Linked DNA regions of Homo sapiens: region 2 is linked to region 1. A link is an interaction called in ENCODE POLR2A ChIA-PET data of the cell type or tissue named here. Cell type or tissue: OCI-LY7. All regions are shown on one strand. Links, peaks and the distances in the headings refer to the core of each region. The heading gives the core; the rest is flanking DNA. Region 1 has its middle 12 kb from the start of ZFAND6. Region 2 overlaps ST20-MTHFS (ST20-MTHFS readthrough).

Region 1 (10,468 bases), core at 1,158-9,157:
CAACCTTGGCCTCCTGTGTTCAAGCAATTCTCGTGCCTCAGTCTCCCAAGTAGCTGGGACTACAGGCACGTGCTACCACGCCCAGCTAATTTTTATATTTTTAGTAGAGACAGGGTTTCGCCATGTTGGCAAGGCTGGTCTTGATCTCTTTACCTCATGATGCACCCATCTCGGCCTCCCAAAGTGCTGGGATTACAGGCCACTGCACCCGGCCATCTCTAATCAATTGTTCTAACAAATATATCAACTCTCCTTTTCCCCATGGTTTTGTGTGAGGCCTTCTTTAGCATATGTCAACTTTTTATACATAATAAATTCTAGATCTGAGTTTTTCCACTATTCTTGCTATTTTTGCTTCAACAGCGTGTTTTTATTCAAGACCCATGACATTTTAATCTCATTGCTATATAATATGCTTTAGTGTCTACTAGAGCTTGTCTTTTTACTATCCATTGCTCTTTTTCTGAATTTTGTTTGAAAATCTGATCTGTTTATGCCTCTAGGTTAACTCTAGAATAATTTAATCAGTTGTTTAAGAAATATCCTGCCAAGATTTGAATTGGAATTGCATTTGCCAAAAACAATTTGGGGGAGCAGGGAGAAATATTTTCATCTTCACAGTATCTGGATGGCCCATTAAGAAATCTGCTGTCGGGCCAGGCACGGTGGCTCACGCCTGTAATCCCAGCACTTTGGGAGGCCGAGGCAGGCGGATCACGAGGTCAGGAGATCGAGACCAAACCTGCTAACACAGTGAAACCCCGTCTCTACTAAAAATACAAAAAAAATTAGCCAGGCATGGTGGCAGGTGCCTGTAGTTCCAGCTACTCTGGAGGCTGAGGCAGGAGAATGCCATGAACCTGGGAGGCGGAGGTTGCAGTGAGCCGAGATCGCGCCACTGCACTCCAGCCTGGGCGACAGAGACAGACTCTGTCTCAAAAAAAAGAAAAAAAGAAAAAAAGAAATCTGCTGTCTTTTTTCCTCATTTGTTCAGCTTTTAAAAAAAACATTTCTCATATTTTTGTTTCCTTAACTTAACAGTGAAATATTAAAGAGAAATGCTTATGAGCATTATTTTTTTGTTAATAATTCACTTATGATTTGTTGAAACTGTGGATGAAATTTTTTTATATTTTCAAGCTAGTCATTGATAATATATTACAACGCTATTTAATTCTGTATATCTATTGTATACCTAACCACTAAACTGGTTAGAAAAAAATATATATATATATAGTGTATGTGTGTATATATATATATATAGTGTATGTATATATATATATAGTGTGTGTGTATATATATATATATAGTGTATGTATATATATATATATATATATATATATATATATATATATTTTTTTTTTTTTTTTTTTTTTTTTTTGAGACAGTCTTGCTTTGTCTCCCAGGCTGGAGTGCAGTGGCACAATCATAGCTCACTGCAGCCTCAACCTCCTGGGCTCAAGCAACCCTCCAACCTCAGCCTCCCAGGTAGTTGGGACTACAGGTGCACAACACCATGCCTAGCTAATTGTAAAATTTTTTGTAGAGACGGGCTACCACTGTTTTGCCCAGGCTGGTCTCAAACTCCTGGGCTCAAGCAAATCCTCTTGCTTCAAACTCCCAAGGTACTGGAATTACAGATGTATATCACCACACCCCATCCTTAAAAAATATTTTAAATAATTTTTCAGTTGATTGCTTTGTTTTTGTGTGTTTGTATGTTTGTTTGTTTGTTTTTTGAGACAGAGTCTTGCTCTGTCGCCCAGGCTGGAGTGCAGTGGCACGATCTCAGCTCACTGCAACCTCCACCTCTCTGGTTCAAGCAATTCCCCTGCCTCAACCTCCCGAGTAGCTGGGATTACAGGCGCACCCCACCATGTCCCGCTTTTTTTTTTGTATTTTTAGTAGAGACCGGGTTTCACCATGGTGACCAGACTGTTCTCAAACTCCTGACCTCAGGCCATCCGCCTGCCTTGGCCTCTCAAAGTGCTAGGATTACAGGCACCCAGCCTGCTTTGTTTTTTGTTAATATAACTAAAATAGTATTTTCTCTTTTTCTTTAAAATATTTATATTTTTATTTATGTTTCATGTCTTACTGATGTAGCCAGAATTTTAAAGCAAAATTAAATAATATTGATATTATTGATATGACAATATTGATCGATATATCATGTTGTTGATATGATAATATTGATATGACATTCCATTATAGACTAGTTTCTGGCAAATGCTGATTTATTTGGAATAAATGTCTTTTTAAAAAATTGTGTTCTCGGCTGGGCGTGGTGGCTTACACCTGTAATCCCAGCACCTTGGGGGGCCGAGGTGGGTGGATCACGAGGTCAAGAGATTTAGACCATCCTGGCCAACATGGTGAAACCTCCTCTCCACTAAAAATACAACAATTAGCTGGGCATGGTGGCGCACGCCTATAGTCCCAGCTACTCAGGAGGCTGAGGCAGGAGAATCGCTTGAATCTGGGAGGCGGAGGTTGCAGTGAGCGAAATCGCAGGCACTGCACTCCAGCCTCGGCAACAGAGCGAGACTCCATCTCAAAAAGAAAAAAAAAAATGTGTTCTGGCCAGACGCGGTGGCTCACACCTGTAATCCCAGCACTTTGGGAGGCCAAGGCAGGCGGAATGCCTGAGCTCAGGAGTTCGCGACCAGCCTGGGCAACATGGTGAAACCCCGTCTCTACTAAAATACAAAAACAATTAGCTGGGTGTGGCGGCGTGCGCCTATAGTCCCAGCTACTTGGGAGGCTGAAGCAGGAGAATTGCTTGAGCCCGGGAGGCGGAGGTTGCAGTGAGCCGAGATTGCGCCAGTGCACTTAGCCTGGACGACAGAGCAAGACTCTGTCTCAAAATAATAATAATAATAATAATAATAATAATAATAATAATAATAATAAATAATAATAATAATGTGTTCCAAGGATGACTACTATATAAACAGAACAATAAGTGTTGGCAAAGATGTGGAGAAATTGGAACTCTTATGCACTGATGGTGGGAGTGTAAAATAGTGCAGCCACAAAAAATTAGAATTACTGTATGATTCAGCAATTACACTTCTGGGCATATAACCAAAAGAACTGAAAGCAGGGTCTCAAAGAGATATTTATACACGGATATTCAAGCAGCATTATTCACAATGCCAAAAGGTGGAAGCATCCTGTGTCCATTGACAGATGAATGGATACACAAAATGTGGTGTATATGTATGAGATGGAATATTATTCCACCTTAAAAAGGAAGGAAATTCTGACACATACAACAACACTGATGAACCTGGGGGACATTATGCTAAGCGAAATAAACCAGTCTCAAAAAGACATATACTGTATGACTGTTTAGATGGGGTACCTAGAGTTATCAAATTCATAGAGACAGAAAGTAGAATGATGGTTGCCAAGGGCTGAGGGGAGGGAGGAATGGACAGTCATTGTTTAATATGTACAGAGTTTCAGTTTTGCAAGATGAAAAGAATTGTGGAGATAGATGGCGGTGATGGCTGCACTAGAAAGTGAATGTCCTTAATGCCACCGACTGTACACTTAAAAATGGTTAAGATGGTAAATTTTGGGCTCTGTATATTTTATTGCAATTTTTAAAAAAGTGATGCTAAAGAGGTACCATCTATTTTTATAATTAATTTTTGTTAGAAATGGCTATTGAATTGTATTGACTGATTTTTCCCTTCCATAAAGATGATTTTTTTTTTTTTTTTTTTTTTGAGACGGAGTCTTGTTTTGTCGCCCAGGCTGGAGTGCAGTGGCACGATCTCGGCTCACCGCAACCTCCGCTTCCCGGGTTCAAGCGATTCTCCTGCTTTAGCCACCCGAGTAGCTGGGACTACAGACATGTGCCACCATCCCCGGCTAATTTTTGTGTTTTTAGTACAGACAGGGTTTCACTATGTTGGCCAGACTGGTCTCGAACTCCTGACCCTGTGATCCACCCGCCTCAGTATCCCAAAGTGCTGGGATTACAGGTGTGAGCCACCATGCCTGGTCAAAGATGATCATTTTTATATTTGATCTATAGTTTTAAAGTAGTATATTAATAGGCTTACTTATTGAATTTTTCTTGTATTATTGATATGCTTAGCACAACTATAGTGAGTTTTTCTTTCATTATGTTGTTTAATTACATCTGTTAATGTTTTAGTTTAGATTTTTCATCTATATCTACCTGATGTAGCCCAATTCATCAGTAGTATCAAATGAGCTTACGTTAAATGATTCTAAACTCCCATTTTACCTTCCCTTACCCTCTTTTATCCTCCCTTTTATGATAATTCCAGGAAATTTACTCAGGCCAAAGGATACTTATGCTCAGAGAGAGAAAACCAGAATGCCAACTAAGTCAGCATGGGAGTCTATGCTGTTTGTTTCGTTGTTAGTTCTGTTGCTTCATCCGCTGGTGTCCCCGGCAGTCTTACTCATGTGTGTTCTCTTGTTTAGCAGTAGTTCCTCTGGGCAAGACAGGAAGGGTCTGAAAAGATCTGCTCCTGAAAGGGTTAGTATTCAAATACTCTCCCTCCACCAGCAGCAAGCAAGGCAAGATGGACTCAAAGGCTCACTTGGACTAAATCCTTCTCCCCTGTTCTCCAGGTCCCAAGTTCCCCCTATACTTTAAGATGATTGGATGCAGGCATACCCATTGCTTTGCCCCATGGGCCCATAGACAGTTCCAGAAATGAGTATGTTTATGATTTCCAGTCTTCCCCATGATGCTTGCATTCTCCATACTACATATTTCCATGTGTGAGATTGCTTTCCAACATTATGCTTGAAAACGTTCTCAGTCTCTGCCTGACTTACTGGTCCAGTCAGGTTTTTCACTCCATGTTTTATCAATTTTGATAGTATGTATTTTTATAGAAATTTGCCTATTTCATTGAAATTATTTGTTTTGTTTTTGTTTTTGTTTTTTTTCTGAGATGGAGTCTCGCTGTGTCACCCAGGCTGGAGTGCAGTGGTGTGATCTCAGCTCACTGCAACCTCTGCCTCCCGGGTTGAAGCGATTCTCCTACCTCAGCCTCCTGAATAGCTGGGATTACAGGCATGCACCACCATACCGGCTAATTTTTGTATTTTTAGTAGAGACAGGATTTCACCATGTTGGTCAGGCTGGTCTTGAACTCCTGACCTTGTTGTGATCTGCCCACCTCGGCCTCCCAAAGTGTTGGGATTACAGGCGTGAGCCACTGCACCTGGCCTCAAATTTATTTGTTAATATATACTTGTGCTGTCAGCACCCTGGGGCAAATGTGAGTTTCTTCTGAGCATGAGGATAAAATTACTGAGAATTAAACTGCAAACCCAACTCAAAAAGATCACAGTAGAGATGTTTGAAGATTTTAATTGTTGTTTTTAGTTTGTGGGCCTCTTTGAGGGTCTCATGAAGCCTGTAGATTCTCTCCTTAGAAAACTGCAAAAACTATATGTAAAGCTTTCCATCTAGTTTAGAAAGTTCCCGTATCTCCCAGAACCTGTCTGCAGACCATGGATCTATGTCCATGAGCTCTGTAACTAAAATGATGGAGCGGCTCCTAGGACTGCCGTTGTTCATTTGCCTTTAGAATGCACTGACCTATCTGAAACAAGCCAGTGTCAATCATAAAGAGGGGAAGGTTGGTCCTCGTAGAAGCAGAGACAAAGGAGAGTCAGAGATGCAATAATCAGCAGTGTTCATCTCAGCACGGTCCAGGGGATAGGCAGTTTCAGTGGCTGAATTTCACATATGCTGGTCCAGCTGACAAGGTGATCCTTATTGTAAAATGAACATTTTTATCTAGTTTACATTCTTCACAAGGATGTCTTGTTATTAGAAATGCTCAATTTATCTAACAGACTTCCTTTGTTGTGATTAATATGATTGGGCTGTTTTCCAGCCTCAGTTATATTTCTCATTTTTAATTTATAAATTGGTACTTAGATTTATACATCAGTCTTATGAACTTGGCTATTGTGAGTCTGCCTGAGAAATGGATCTGATGACAAAATCAGCATTCTGAGATGCAAAACCAAGCACTTGATACAGTAACCAAATGAGGATAGGGAATGCTGCCCCATAATGCCTCTCAGGGAACATCCCACTGGGTTCATTCAGGCAGGACATCTAACAGCATTATTGTGATGGCCAGGCTAGCTGTTCTCAACACATAGAACTATCCTATACCTAATTGTATAGCCCTTTCTTCATTCTAATTGTAATTATTCCTGCTCCTTGACTAGGATTCAAAGGATTATCTGTTTATGTTATCTTTTTAAAAATGTTTCAGGCTGTGCGTGGTGGCTCACGCCTGTAATCCCAGCACTTTGGGAGGCTGAGGCGGGTGGATCATGAGGTCAGGAGATCGAGACCATCCTGGCTAGCATGGTGAAAACCCGTCTCTACTAAAAACACAAAAAATTAGCCAGGCGTGGTGGTGGGCGCCTGTAGTCCCAGCTACTCGGGTGGCTGAGGCAGGAAAATGGCGTGAACCTGAGAGGCGGAGCTTGCAGTGAGCCGAGATGGCGTCACTGCACTCCAGCCTGGGTGACAGAGCCAGACTCCGTATCAAAAAAAAAAAAAAAAAAAAAGTTTCATCTTTTTTTTTGTTTGTTTTTAAAACAGGATCTCACTCTGTCACCCAGGCTGGAGTGCAGTAATGCAATCAGACTTATTGCAGCCTCGAACTCCCTGGCTCAAGTGATCTTCCCACCTCAGCTTCCTGAGTAGCTGGGACCACGGGCTCACACTACCTTGCCTAGGTAACTTATTTTTATTTATTTATATTTTATTTTATTTTTTTTGAGACGGAGTCTTGCTCTGTTGCCCAGGCTGGAGTGCAGTGGTGTGATTTCGGCTCACTGCAACCTCCGCCTGCTGGGTTCAAGCCATTCTCCTGCCTCAGCCTCCCGAGTACCTGGGACTACAGGCGTGCACCACCACGCCCAGGTAATTTTTTGGATTTTTAGTAGAGACGGGTTTTCACCATGCTAGCCAGGCTGGTCTTGAACTCCTGACCTGCTGATATGCCTGTCTCGGCCTCCCAAAGTGCTTGGATTAGAGGCGTGAGCCACAGCACCCGGCCTATTTTTATTTTTATTTGTAGAGACGAGGTCTCCCTAGTTGCCCAGGCTGGTTGTAAACTCCTGGGCTCAAGTAATCCTCCTATCTCAGCCTCCCAAAATGCTGGGATTACAGGTATGAACCACCACACCCAGCCACCATCTTGTATTTACTTATCAATTCTACTCTTTCTTATGGCTTCTAATTGATTTAAATACTACTTTAGGCCGGGCGCGGTGGCTCACGCCTGTAATCCCAGCACTTTGGGAGGCCAAGGCGGGCGGATCACAAGGTCAGGAGATCGAGACCATCCTGGCTAACACAGTGAAACCCCGTCTCTACTAAAAATACAAAAAATTAGCTGGGCAAGGTGGCTGTCGCCTGTAGTCCCAGCTACTCGGAGGCTGAGGCAGGAGAATGGCCTGAACACGGGAGGCGGAGCTTGCAGTGAGCCGAGATCGCGCCACTGCACTCCAGCCTGGGCGACCGAGCCAGACTCCGTCTCGAAAAAAAAAAGAGTGAAATATCTGAATAGATACTTTACCAAAGAATAATATATACACATGGCAAATAAGCATATGGAAAAAAATGTCCAACATCATTTGTCATTAGGGAAATGCAAATTAAAACAAGAGGTATCATTATGCACCTATTAGAATAGCTAAAATCCAAAAACCTAAAACACAAGTTTCTGGCAAAAATGTGGAGCAACAGGAATTCTCATTCATGGCTGATGGGAAATGCAAAATTATACAGCCACCTAGAAGGGAGTTCGGCAATTTTTTTACAAAGATCAACATAGAGTTACCGTATGATCCAGCAATCACGCTTGTTGGTATTTACCCCACTGATTTGAAAATGTCTATCCATGCAAAAAACTGCAAACAAATGTTCATGGCAACTTTATTCAAAATTGCCGAAAACTGGAAGCAACCAAGGTGCTCTTCAATAGGTGAATGGATGCATACAGTGTGATATATCTGTACAATGGAATAGTATCCAACAATAAAAAGACGTGAGCTATCAAAATGTGAAAAGATGGATGAATTTAAATGCATATTGCTAAATTAAAAAATTAAAAAAGTAGTCAAGTATGGTGGCACACACCTGTGGTCCTAGCTACTTGGGAGCTGAGGTCCTAGCTACTTGGGAGCCTGGGAGGTCAAGGCTGCAGTGAGCCATGTTTGTGCCACTGCACTCCAGCTTGGGCAACATAGCAAGACCCTGTCTCGAAAATAAATAAATGTAACTATTGGGTACTAGGCTTAGTACCTGGGTGATGAAGTGATGTGTACAACAAACCCCTGCGACGTGAGTTTACCTATATAACAATCCTGCACATGTACCCCTGAACCTAAAAGTTAAAATAAATTAAAAGAGTAAAATTCCCAGTAACCCCATAAACACCCCTGCAAACCCATTTTCTCTCCAATGAACTTGCATCAGTGACCTGCCTTGTCTAGGCCTTGGCCCAGTAGATCCCACAAGTGGCCACTATTAAGGTGTACCTGGTCCAGTGAGCAAAATGGTTGGATCCCCAGCTATTGCTGGGAATCCACCACACGTGCAGAAGACGAGGTGATGGATGTCTTCTGTTTGTCCCTCTAGATATACTTTCTCTTTCTTTCTTTTTTTTTTTTTTTTTTTGAGATAGAGCCTCATTGTCTCCCAGGCTGGAGTTCAGTGGCACGTTCTTGGCTCACTGTGACCTCTGCCTCCCAGGTTCAAGCAATTCTCATGCCTCAGCCTCCTGAGTAGCTGGGATTACAGGCACCTCCCACCATGCCTGGCTAATTTTTGTATTTTTAGTGGAGACAGGTTTTCATCATGTTGTCCTGAATGGTCTCAAACTCCTGACCTCCAGTGATCCGCCCTCCTCAGCCTCCCAAAGTGCTGGGATTACAGGCGTGAGCCACCACAACCAGCCTAGATATATTTTATCATGCCCTCCCCAACTCTGTACCCTGAGAGGCTGACCCAAATGGACTTCCTCAGTGAATATCCTTGTCCTTTAGCCTCCAGTGGTGTCTGGTGCATGGGAAGCACTGGCAGGAGATGGGAGGGAGGGAGGAGTGTCAGGATAGGTGTTTATTCTGGTTCTAGTGCTGCTGGTCATAAAAGATTGGTGACACTCTTCTACCAAAGCCATTCTCCTGTCAATGGCCTTTTCCACCCAGCCACTCTTTCCAGGTTCTAGTAACAGCTCCCTCTGCTTGTCCCTATCAGTCCAAAGCTTAGCATTCATGCCACACTATATGTGTAGAGCTTATAGGTAGCACCTTGCAAACCCACTGTGGCCTGGGTGCCAGGCAGATATGTGCTTGCCCCAGTGTGGGAAATCAGTGTTCATTAAATGAATGAATCAGTCAACAAATCACATGTTAAAGAAGTTTCAAGACACCCTTGTGACAATACAACTGAGTGGTTAGAGGACTGAGTAGTCAGTGCTGGGCTCAAACTGTGGCACCTTCAACTCACCCAGGTGAGTGATCTATGTTGTTCTAGTTCTCTAAGCCTTAGTCTCTTATCTTTAAAGTGGAGATAACAATATCTTCTTCGCTAAGTTAATTAAATGAAAAATAGTCTGTGCAAAGTGCTTAGCATAGTGTCTGGCACAAAAAAAATGCTTAGTAAACAATAAGTTATCTAATTAGTTATCTAATCCAGTCATGGCTAAAAGTAGTTGGTCTTTTGCAATAGATAAATGAGTAAGGACACAAACAGATAATTAGCAAGCAACCAAAAGTAATTGGCAAACAAAGTGGTAAACATGTTCAATCTAGCTAGTAAGCAAAGAAATGCAAAGGAAACAAACAATGAGATACCATACCTTGCCTTCAAAGCTAGAAAATTGTTTTAACTATACTTAAAGCCAGAAAGGTCATGATGAAACAAGGACTGTCAGTCATTCAGTTTGGGGCATAAAAATACTAGAAGGCAATAGTTTTTAAAATTTAAGTGCACCTACCTCTGACCTAGTAATTGTGCTTTTAGTAGTCTAGGCTACAGAAATACTCAAAGAAGTGAGTGCAGAGAAATTCCTAACACCATTGTTTGTAATAACAATAGACAGGTTGGTAGACAGGAAGGAAGGAGGGAGGGAGGGAAGGAAGGAAGGAGAGAGGGAGGGAGGGAAGGAGGGAAGGAAAGAGGGAGGGAGGGAAGTAGGAAAGGTGGGAGAGAGGGAGGGAGTGAGAGAAGAAAGGAGGGAGGAAAAGAGGGAAGGGAGGGAGGGAGGGAGGGAAGCTAAATATCCATCAAAAAGGGAACACCTAGCTAAATTATGATACAGCCATTTTATGCATTGCTATGTAGCTGTTAAAAACAAGTCCATCTCCAGGGATGCTGCCTACTGCTGTCTAGGTTGTTCACTGCACAAGGGAACTTCATTGACATCTTAGACAT
Region 2 (9,541 bases), core at 227-8,226, 170 kb after region 1:
ATTTAAAAAACTGTGTGCATGTACACAGGGACACATTAAAAAGTATACTAGAGTCAGTTGTTTTATAAGGCGCTGTAACTTGTTGTTTTTAGAGACAAGGTCTCACTCTCTCACCCAGACTGGAGTGCAGGGGTGTAATCATAGCTAACTGTAACCTTGAACTTCTGGGCTCAAGTGATCCTCCAACTTCAGCCTCCTGAGTAGCCAGGACTACAGGTACACACTACCATGCCTGACTAATTTTTAAATTTTTTGTAGAGACACGTCTACTCTGTTGCCCAGGCTGATCTTGAACTCCTGGCCTCAAGCAATCCTCCTGGCTTGGCCTCCCAGAGTGCTGGGATTATAGGCGTGAGCCACTGCACCCAACCAACATTTTTTATATTTGTGAGTAAAGAGTTAACATCGGTCCCGGACTAAGCTGGGCCTGCCTGGGGGAATAACCTTGAAACTTATCTTCTCTCAGCACTAGTTTTGGGGAAGCCATAGAGTTGTGATAATGTGGGATGTACCTGTACCTGCCTGTTACTGTGTGCTACTACACCTGAATTGGGAGCTGTGAGTTGGCATGGAAGCCTTGGGTCTGTGGAACTAGATCTGTATAAAAGATGGGCAGGAAATGGGAGTTGCAGCTTCTCTGTGTGAAGGTGACCTATGTGCCCCTTGGCTCTTGCTGCACCCTGTGTGAGTGAGGAGGCAAAAGAAGCAGTGTACTGAGGTAGCTGCTGGGCCCTGGATGAGGTAAAGATGCTGAACCTGCCATATCTCCTCTTCTGTGTTCTTCTGTAAGGCTAAGTACATGGAGTAATACTTAGATTGGTTCCTGAGCCCGAGTGCTGTAACAGCTGCTGGGTCAATGTGGTATTCTCAATCCAGTCTCTGGGTTTGTTTTTTATTTTTTGTTGGGGGCAGGCAGTGCAGCTTAAATAACAGACATTTATTTTCTGACAGTCTGGGTATTTTTAATAATATTCTGTGGAGACTCTAACACCACTGGTCCCACCAGTGACTGTCAGCATGTCTATGAGAATGCTTAATTTTTACTAAGCCAAGAAATAAGTAGTTATAAGATCCTACATGGTATGATATTTTAATATGAGTTACAGCTTATCTTCTCATTGAAAGTGTTTCCAAACCTTTAACACGTGTTTCTTTAGCTTAACAAAAATCGTTCTCACTAATTGTATTTGAACTTTTGAAATAAGTTATGACTAAAAGTAAATGAAAGCAATTGTAATTTTGGAATGTGCTTTTGCACATCGCACATGCCATTGTAGGCATTTTGGGTGACCTCCCTCTCTGGACAATTGAGAACATTGCCTCCTGAGTTAGGCACTGTGGGAGGGAGAGTGAACCCTTACTGTCCTTGCTTCATCTTCTTTGTTTTCAGATAGGATAACTGCAACCCAGGGAGGCTGTCACTTCCCCAAGGACACACAGGCAGTTAATGATAATGCGAGGTCACCCAGTTCTGGTTTCCACTCCAGTGCCCTTTGAAGTGCCATTTTTCTTCACACTTCATTCATTAATATTGCTTTACTACCTAGATTTTCTCTCTCTTGACAGCATACTGCATTAAAACCGTTATTCATGGAACAGGTACCCTTGGTAACTGTATGCATGGGAACATTGTCATATTTTCCCAAGGAAGAACTTGGACTGAGTCACATGTATCTAAAAGTACTCTGGTCTCAAAGTTAAGCTTTTTTTTTTTTTTCAGTCATTTTGTATTCGGCTAAATACACAGGAAGAACCAGCTACAGCTTTGATTTATAACAGGGCCTTTCATTTGAATGAGAAGTGCACCCATGATAGGCTTCCTTGGACCTGTTCCAGAATTGTCTATTTTATCTTTTGCAGCGGCTTTAGAATATATCCTCATTTCAGAGAATGGTAATTTACTTCTTGTTAACTCCCAGCCCATTAAGATTAAAAGACAGTTCCTTAGGGGTTATGCCCTGTTATTCTTGCCAAGATGGGCTAGCCTGCTAAATGTTCTACTCAAGCATAATGATTCATTGAATGTACTATTGAACACTTAACTGTCTTTAAAAGGACTAACCCAGGTGACTTAAACCTCGCTACATATAGAACTTCAGGTGTTTAAACTGCTTTTCCAATTCAATTTTTATTTTATCACCTTAATTGAGACATTAAAATGTCTATTAGGTTTCTATGTTTTTGTGTATACATTTAATTCAGAGGAAGGGCAGAATTTTTAAGAGGAGTGAAGTTGGAATTAGAAAAAATAAATTCTTTTTTTAGTTTATTGCTCTGAACCTTAAATTTCAAGCTAGGGTAGTAAAGACCTGTGTGTAAATGAATGCCCAGCTTAAATGCTGCCTCCTCCAAAAGTCTTCTTAGATTTCTTAGTCATATTTAAACACTTCCTCCTGTGTTTTCGCCCTGTATTTTGACACCTCAGCATACCTTTTGTCATTGGATTTGCTTTATTATATCCTATATATGTAGTTTAAAAGTTTTTTGTTTGTTTTTTTTTTTTGCTTTACTACTTGCAGGGATTAGGAGTCCACTATTTAATAGAGAACCCCATTTCATTTACCCCACTTTATAAAAGGTTAGAAAAGTACTCTCCATATTAAGTTTATGGCTTCATGTAACTTTCACCTGATGGTCCTTTAGAGAAACATATAAATAGTCTTCAAACATTTTTTTTTTGGTGTGTTTGGGCTTAGCACAGTGCCCTGATGAATCTGAGGTACCATCTCTTTCTTCAGTAACTTAAATATCCTTTTTAAAGTACAGCTGAGAATTGTATATTGAGTGAATGACTGATAGTATTGCAAAGAAATGCAGATATAATAGCACATGATCCATCAATGTTTATCTTTTATGTTAATCGTCATCTACAAAACCAGATTGTATTGATTATTATCCATAAATAAACAAGCAGAGGCCGGGCGCAGTGGCTCACACCTGTAATCCCAGCACTTCAGGAGGCTGAGGAAGGCGGATCACAAGGTCAGGAGATCGAGACCATCCTGGCTAACATGTTGAAACCCCGTCTTTACTAAAAAATACAAAAAAAGAAAAAGAATTAGCCAGGCGTGGTGGTGGGTGCCTGTAGTCCCAGCTACTCAGGAGGCTGAGGCAGGAGAATGGTGTGAACCCAGGAGGCAGAGCTTGCAGTGAGCTGAGATCATGCCACTGCACTCCAGCCTGGGCGACAGAGCGAGACTCCGTCTTAAAAAGAAAAAAAAGAACAAAAGCAGAATAAACTAATTTACTGTTGGATGAAGTAGGCAGCAAATCATGAGATGGAAATTGAACAGAAACAAAAAATATCTTCCTAACTGCCCATGTCATTACTTTGGGTTAAAGCAGTCAAATCCACTGTAAAAATTTAAGTGTTCTTTGGGTGTAGTGACACAGGGAACCAGAATCACTTGTAAGAAGTCCTGTGATTAATTAAAAAACAAGAAAGAGCTAGGAAAGAAATTTTGATTTTAGTCAGAGTTTTGTGTGTATATATGTGTGCATGTGTGTGTGTATATGCATGTGCTGTGTATAAAATGGGTCATGATGTTTTTCTTACTGAGTTTCTAAAATGTTTGAAAGCCACTGATTTAGGCCTCTGCTTCTCAAGAAGGCATGCATCTATTACAGGCCTTATTGGGTAAATTTTCTTCAACTATTAATTTTACTTCAACATTTTAGCAGAAACAAACCAGAAAAACAAACATATAAACATACAAACCACACATTAGTTTTATAACAAATACAATCACAAAGGTAGCATATAGAAGATAAATAAAATTCACAAATTTTAAGGAAAAAAATTAGCTGGGCATGCTGGTGGGTGCCTGTAATCCCAGCTACTCAGGAGGCTGAGGCAGGAGAATTGCTTGAACCCAGGAGGCGGAAGTTGCAGTGAGCCAAGATCACACCATTGGACTCCAGCCTGGGGGACAGAGTGAGACTCTGACTCAAAAAAAAAAAAAAAAAAAAAAAAGGGTAATAATTTAAAGGTAAAACACAAAATATTAAAGCAAAAACTTTGCCTCTGTGGGCAGGCCTGCAGGCAGACCCTCCAGGGATTTTAACTTTCTCTGCAGTTACCTTAGTGAAAAATTTGGGAAGTACTGGTCATTTAGTGGAATTTCAAAATTCCACTAATGGATGATACAAATGAAAAGCATGATACAAATGAAAATGAAAATTTTTTGTGTTAAATTTTTTTTGATGTGCTGTTTTAGTTCCTCTGTTGATTTTTAAGCTATGTATTAAATTGTTTTTGCAGTTTCTGGAGGGATTACATCTTTTATTTAGTACAGTCTGTTTCAGATTAGTATTCATCTGACTCCAGTAAAATACAGCAACTTTGCTCTTATATAATTCCATTCTTCCTTCCCCATTTATGTTATTATTGTCATATTGAGGCAGGAAATTAAAGAAAGAAAGAAAAAAAAAAAGGGAATAAGCTTTCCTGTGCTAGGCTGACTTGTCCCAGAGGCAGCAACAAGCACAGCTGAAACCCAGGAAAAGTCTTGATAATACTATCTAAGAAGCCAGGACACAGAAGAATGTGCTCTGGAGACTCTCCCACCACTCCCTCCACATAGGGAGAAGAAAAACAAATTTCTCTTTGTTTTACAGTATGAGTTTATAGATTCCTGTTCCCTGTAACTAGTGACTTCTAGTATTCTGTTTTATCTAAGCAGTGGAGTGATGGTCATAAAGCAACTGAGCAGGCCTGAGATACGGCCACCTGGGCACCATAGTGAAGGCCATGGAATAAGCCTTGCTAGGCACTACGGCAAACTAGATAATGGCCATCTGAGTTGCATAGCAATGGTCATGTGTAATCCTGAGTTATGAACCTGTTACAATTTGATTAACCGTCTTGTCTTGCCTCTGTATCCTTGCTTTTGCTTTGCGCCAGTGTAAGCTTGACTCAAGTTAGCCCATCCCCTTTTAGAAGTGTGTATAAGCGTCAAGTGCTGTCTTTGTTCTTGGCTCAGTTTTTGGATGTTGAGTCTGCTGGGTCTGAGTGCACTCAGAAAAGATCCTCCTGGTTTACCCCGAGGTCTCTCTTGTCCTCCTAATTCACACGACAGTATAAGTTACATCTGTATGTACTATAAATCTAACAAATAGTATTATAATTATTGCTTTAAGAACTCTTATGTTTTAAAAAGGAATAGAAGAAAAGAGAAAAAACCAGTCTTTTGTGTTTACCTTCCTACTTACTGTTTCCAGTGTTCTTCATTCTTTCCTGTGAATTCAAGTTACCATCCAGTGTAATTTCCTTTTGGCCCAAAGGATTTTCTTTAGTCTTTCTCAGACAGCTCTGCCAGTAATTAATTCTCTCAGTTTTTGTTTATCTAGGAATGTCTTATTCTGCCTCTATTTTTGAAAGGGTTTTGCTGAATATGAAATTCTTAGTTGACATATGTATTTTTTTTCCTTTCAGCATGTTCAATGTTATTCTTCTGCCTTGTGGCCTCCATTGTTTCTGATGAGAAGTCATCATTCATTCTATTTTTGTATTTCCCTTTTTATAATAAGTTATTTTTCTCTTTCAGCAGTTTGACTCTGATGTGTAAAAATGTAGATTTCTTTTCTTTTTTTTTTGAGATAGAGTCTCGCTCTGTCACCAGGCTGAAGTGCAGTGACATGATCTTGGCTCACTGCAGCCTCTGCCTCCCGGGTTCAAGCAATTCTCCTGCCTCAGCCTCCCAAGTAGCTAGGACTACAGGTGTGCACTGCTACGCTTGGCTAATTTTTTTGTATTTTTAGTAGAGATGGGGTTTCACCATGTGGGCTAGGATGGTCTTGATTTCCTGACCTCGTGATCCACCCGCCGTGGCTTCCCAAAGTGCTGGGATTACAGGCATGAGCCACCGTGCCTGGCATGTGTAGATTTCTTTAGTTTTATCCTATATGGGATTTATTGAGCTTCTTGGGTCTGTAGATTAATTTTTTCATCAACTATAGGAGGTTCTCAGCCATTATTTTTCAAAAAAAATTTTTTTCCTGCCACATTGTCTCTCTTCTCCTTCTAGGACTCTTATTCCATGTATAGTATATTGGTATTCTTGATATTGTCCCACAAGTCACTTAGGCTGTGTTCATTTTTCTTCAGTCTTTTTTTTCTTTTTTCACGTTGGATAATTTCTGTAGATCTGTCTTTAAGTACACTGCCTTTTTTCTTCCATCATCTCAAACCCATTGTTGAATCCATGTAGTGCATTTTTTATTTCAGTAGTTGTACTTTTCTTTTTTTTTTAAAAAAGGAGTTTCACTGTTGTCGCCCAGGCTGGAGTGCAATGGTGCAATCTCAGCTCACTGCAACCTCTGGTCCCTGGGTTCAAGTGATTCTCCTGCCTCAGCCTCTTGAGTAGCTGGGACTACAGGCACGTGCCACCACACCCAGCTAATTTTTGTATTTTTAGTAGAGATGGAGTTTCACCATGTTGGCCAGGATGGTCTCGATCTCTTGACCTCGTGATCCACCTGCCTTGGCTTCCCAAAGTGCTGGGATTATAGGCATGAGTCATTGTGCCCTGCCAGTTGTTGAACTTTTCAACTGTAGAGTTTGATACTTATTGAAAGTTTCAGTTTCTTCATTGATATTCTTTATTTGTTGAGTCATTGGTGTCATATATTCATTTAATTCTAGGAACATTTGTTTCCTTTACTTTTTTTTTTTTTTTTTTGGGATGGAGTCTCACACTGTCACCTAGGCTGGAGTGCAGTGGCATGATCTTGGCTCACTGCAAGCTCTGCCTTCTGGGTTTACACCATTCTCCTGCCTCAGCCTCCTGAGTAGCTGGGACTACAGGTGCCTGCCACCACGCCCGGCTAATTTTTTTTTGTATTTTTAGTGGAGACCGGGTTTCACCATGTTAGCCAGGATGGTCTCGATCTCCTGACCTTGTGATCTGCCCACCTCGGCCTCCCAAAGTGCTGGGATTACAGGCATGAGCCATTGCGCCTGGCCTACTTTAGTTTTTTTGAACAGAATTTTCTTTAATTCTTGGCTCATATTCATAATGGCTGCTTTGATGTCTTTGCTAAATTGAATATCTTGGCCCACTTAGACTTCATTTTCCTTGACTGATTTCCCCCACCTTGATTATAGGTCACTTTCTTGTTTCTTTGCATATCCTATATTTTTTTTGTTGTTGAAATCTTTTTGATAATATCTTGTAGTATCTCTGGATTCTGATTTACTTTTTGAAGTGTTTGTTTGTTTTTTGGTAACTAGCTTGCTCTTAGCCAGTTAGCACATATCTCCCTATGATATGTGTCTATAGATATCTCTGCTCAATTTTTGTGTGCTTATTTATTTTTTGGCCTGGCTTCCTAGGTGCTGCTCCTATGTCCATATAGCTTAGTGGTGAGCCAATGATTGTTTCTTCAAATATTCAAATCTTTTGCCCAATTTTAATTACATTGCCTTTTTACTGTTGTGTTATCTAAGTTTTTTATGTGTTCTGGATAATAAGTTCCTTGTCAGATATGTGATTTGCAAATATTTCTCCCATTGTGTTTTTTCACTCTCTTGATGGTGAACTTTGAAGCAAAGTTTTTGATTTTGATGGAGTCCTATGTAATAATTTTTTGCTACTTGTGCTTTTGGTATCATAGCTAAGAAACCATTGCCTAATCCAAGGTCATGAAGATTTATGCCTCCGTTTTTTTCTAAGAGTTTTATTGTTTTAGCTCTTACATTTAGGTCTTTGATGTATTTTGAGTGAATTGTTGTAAATGGTATAAGTTGGGGCCAACTTATTCTTTTGTATATGGATATTTGGTTGTCCCAGCACTGTCTTTAAAAAGATGATTCTTTCCGTATTGCATTGTCTTGGCATTGTGTCTTCTCTGTTTTTGAAGGACAGCTTTGCTGGAGATAGAATTCTTGGCTGGCAGTGTTTTTCATTCAGCACTTTGAATGTGTTATTTTCACTGCCTTCTGGCCTCCAGGTTGCCATTGACAATTCAGCTGTTAATCTTATGAGGATCTGAGGATCTCTAGTGATTTTTTTTTTTTTTTGTCGCTTTTGTTGCGGGAAGTCAGGGACCCTGAACGGAGGGACCGGCTGAAGCCATGGCAGAAGAACATAAATTGTGAAGATTTCATGGACATTTATTAGTTCTCGAAATTAATACTTTTATAATTTCTTACACCTGTCTTTACTGCAGTCTCTGAACATAAACTGTGAAGATTTCATGGACATTTGTCACTTCCCCAATCAATACTCTTGTGATTTCCTATGCCTGTCTTTATTTTAATCTCTTAATCCCATCATCTTTGTAAGCTGGGGATGTGTGTCGCCTCAGGACCCTGTGATGATTGCGTTAACTGCACAAATTGTTCGTAAAGCATGTGTGTTTAAACAATATGAAATCTGGGCACCTTGAAAAAAGAACAGGATAACAGCGATGTTCAGGGAACAAGGGAGATAACCATCAGGTCTGACTGCCTGAGAGCCGGGCAGAACAGAGCCATATTTCTCCTCTTACAAAAGCGAATAGGAGAAATATCGCTGAATTCTTTTTTTCAGCAAGGAACAGCCCTGAGATAGCCTTCTAGATTCCCTGGAATATGTCGGAGCTTTTCAAAGGCTCCTCAGGACATCTTCTTCCCCAGTTTTTCCTTTTAAGTTTTTTGGTCAGCCTCTTGTTAGCACTAACTGGATTCCTGCCCCAGACAGCTGTGATATTAAACAATTGCCATTGATTTTTAAAATAAATGTCCTAGGGCTAGGGCTTTTTGCATGGAGAGAGCTATGAGTCAGATCAAGTAAAGATAAGACCTGACAATGCACCTTTTCAGGGAACTGCCAGACAAATTAATTAGTGACAGTTTTCTGGGATGGAGCTTTTGTTGAGCTCCAAACCTGTTCTGCCCCTCCATTGGCTGCCAGGCTGTTGGTGGTTGTCACAGCTATTTTAGTTGTAAGGCTGTTGATTTTCAAGTCTACCATGAAGCTGGGGAGAGGGGGATGGGAATGGGGCAAGTTGAAAAGGCACAAAGCTCACTGTTCTTACAGAGAATAAACATTTAGATTGGTGTAAGCCTTTGACTAATTTCTAGAGTTTTGAAAAGTTGATTTTGACCATTTTTCCCAATGTTCTTGCTGGTTTTATTAAGGAGCAGATTTTTAGTTTTCTACTCTGCCATTCTAGAAGTGATTCTGAGCCAGTGATTTAGATAGTAGTTGTTTTCAAACACTGGAATGCATGAAGCTCCACTGATTGATCTGTCTGTGAGTTGCAGAGTGCATTCAAGTTTTAGCACTTCTCTAGTTGTCCTTGGCTGTTACTCTCTGCCAAGCTCTCTCAGATCTTCCCTGCATATCCCTATAGTTTCTAGTCAGCCAGGTATGTAGGAAGAGTTTATCTCAGCCCTTCTATGGACCTCTTATTTTAGTATAGCCACATTACATTCCCATTATGCTCTTACACCAACTGGGATTACAACCTTGGCAAGTAAAGCTGTAATTTTTCCTGTAATATTCCTATGTTTAGCTCACAAAGCCCCCTACCACAAGTTAAGTCTGCCCCTTCTGGC

Evidence for each region. ChIA-PET counts read pairs that join two places held together with the same protein. Peaks named below come from ENCODE experiments on the same cell type or tissue, not always from the same donor. Only the 100,000 strongest peaks of a DNase experiment are listed, where the experiment ranks them.
Region 2: POLR2A ChIA-PET joins it to region 1 with 9 read pairs; 3 of 35 experiments call an interaction of 5 or more read pairs at or near these places.

The regions. Positions count from the first base shown.
Region 1 is chr15:80,041,992-80,052,459 of GRCh38, reverse strand. No RefSeq gene overlaps it. Among named protein-coding and RNA genes, the nearest start is that of ZFAND6, 12 kb to the left of the region's middle. In OCI-LY7, for the core only: no CTCF peak of the experiment used is centred there; no DNase peak of the experiment used is centred there.
Region 2 is chr15:79,873,754-79,883,294 of GRCh38, reverse strand. The region is part of intron 3 of ST20-MTHFS (ST20-MTHFS readthrough); the gene reads left to right. All of the region lies in intron 2 of MTHFS (methenyltetrahydrofolate synthetase), which reads left to right. Among named protein-coding and RNA genes, the nearest start is that of MTHFS, 18 kb to the left of the region's middle. RefSeq lists a silencer at 8,754-9,048. In OCI-LY7, for the core only: no CTCF peak of the experiment used is centred there; a DNase peak (open chromatin) is centred at 5,004.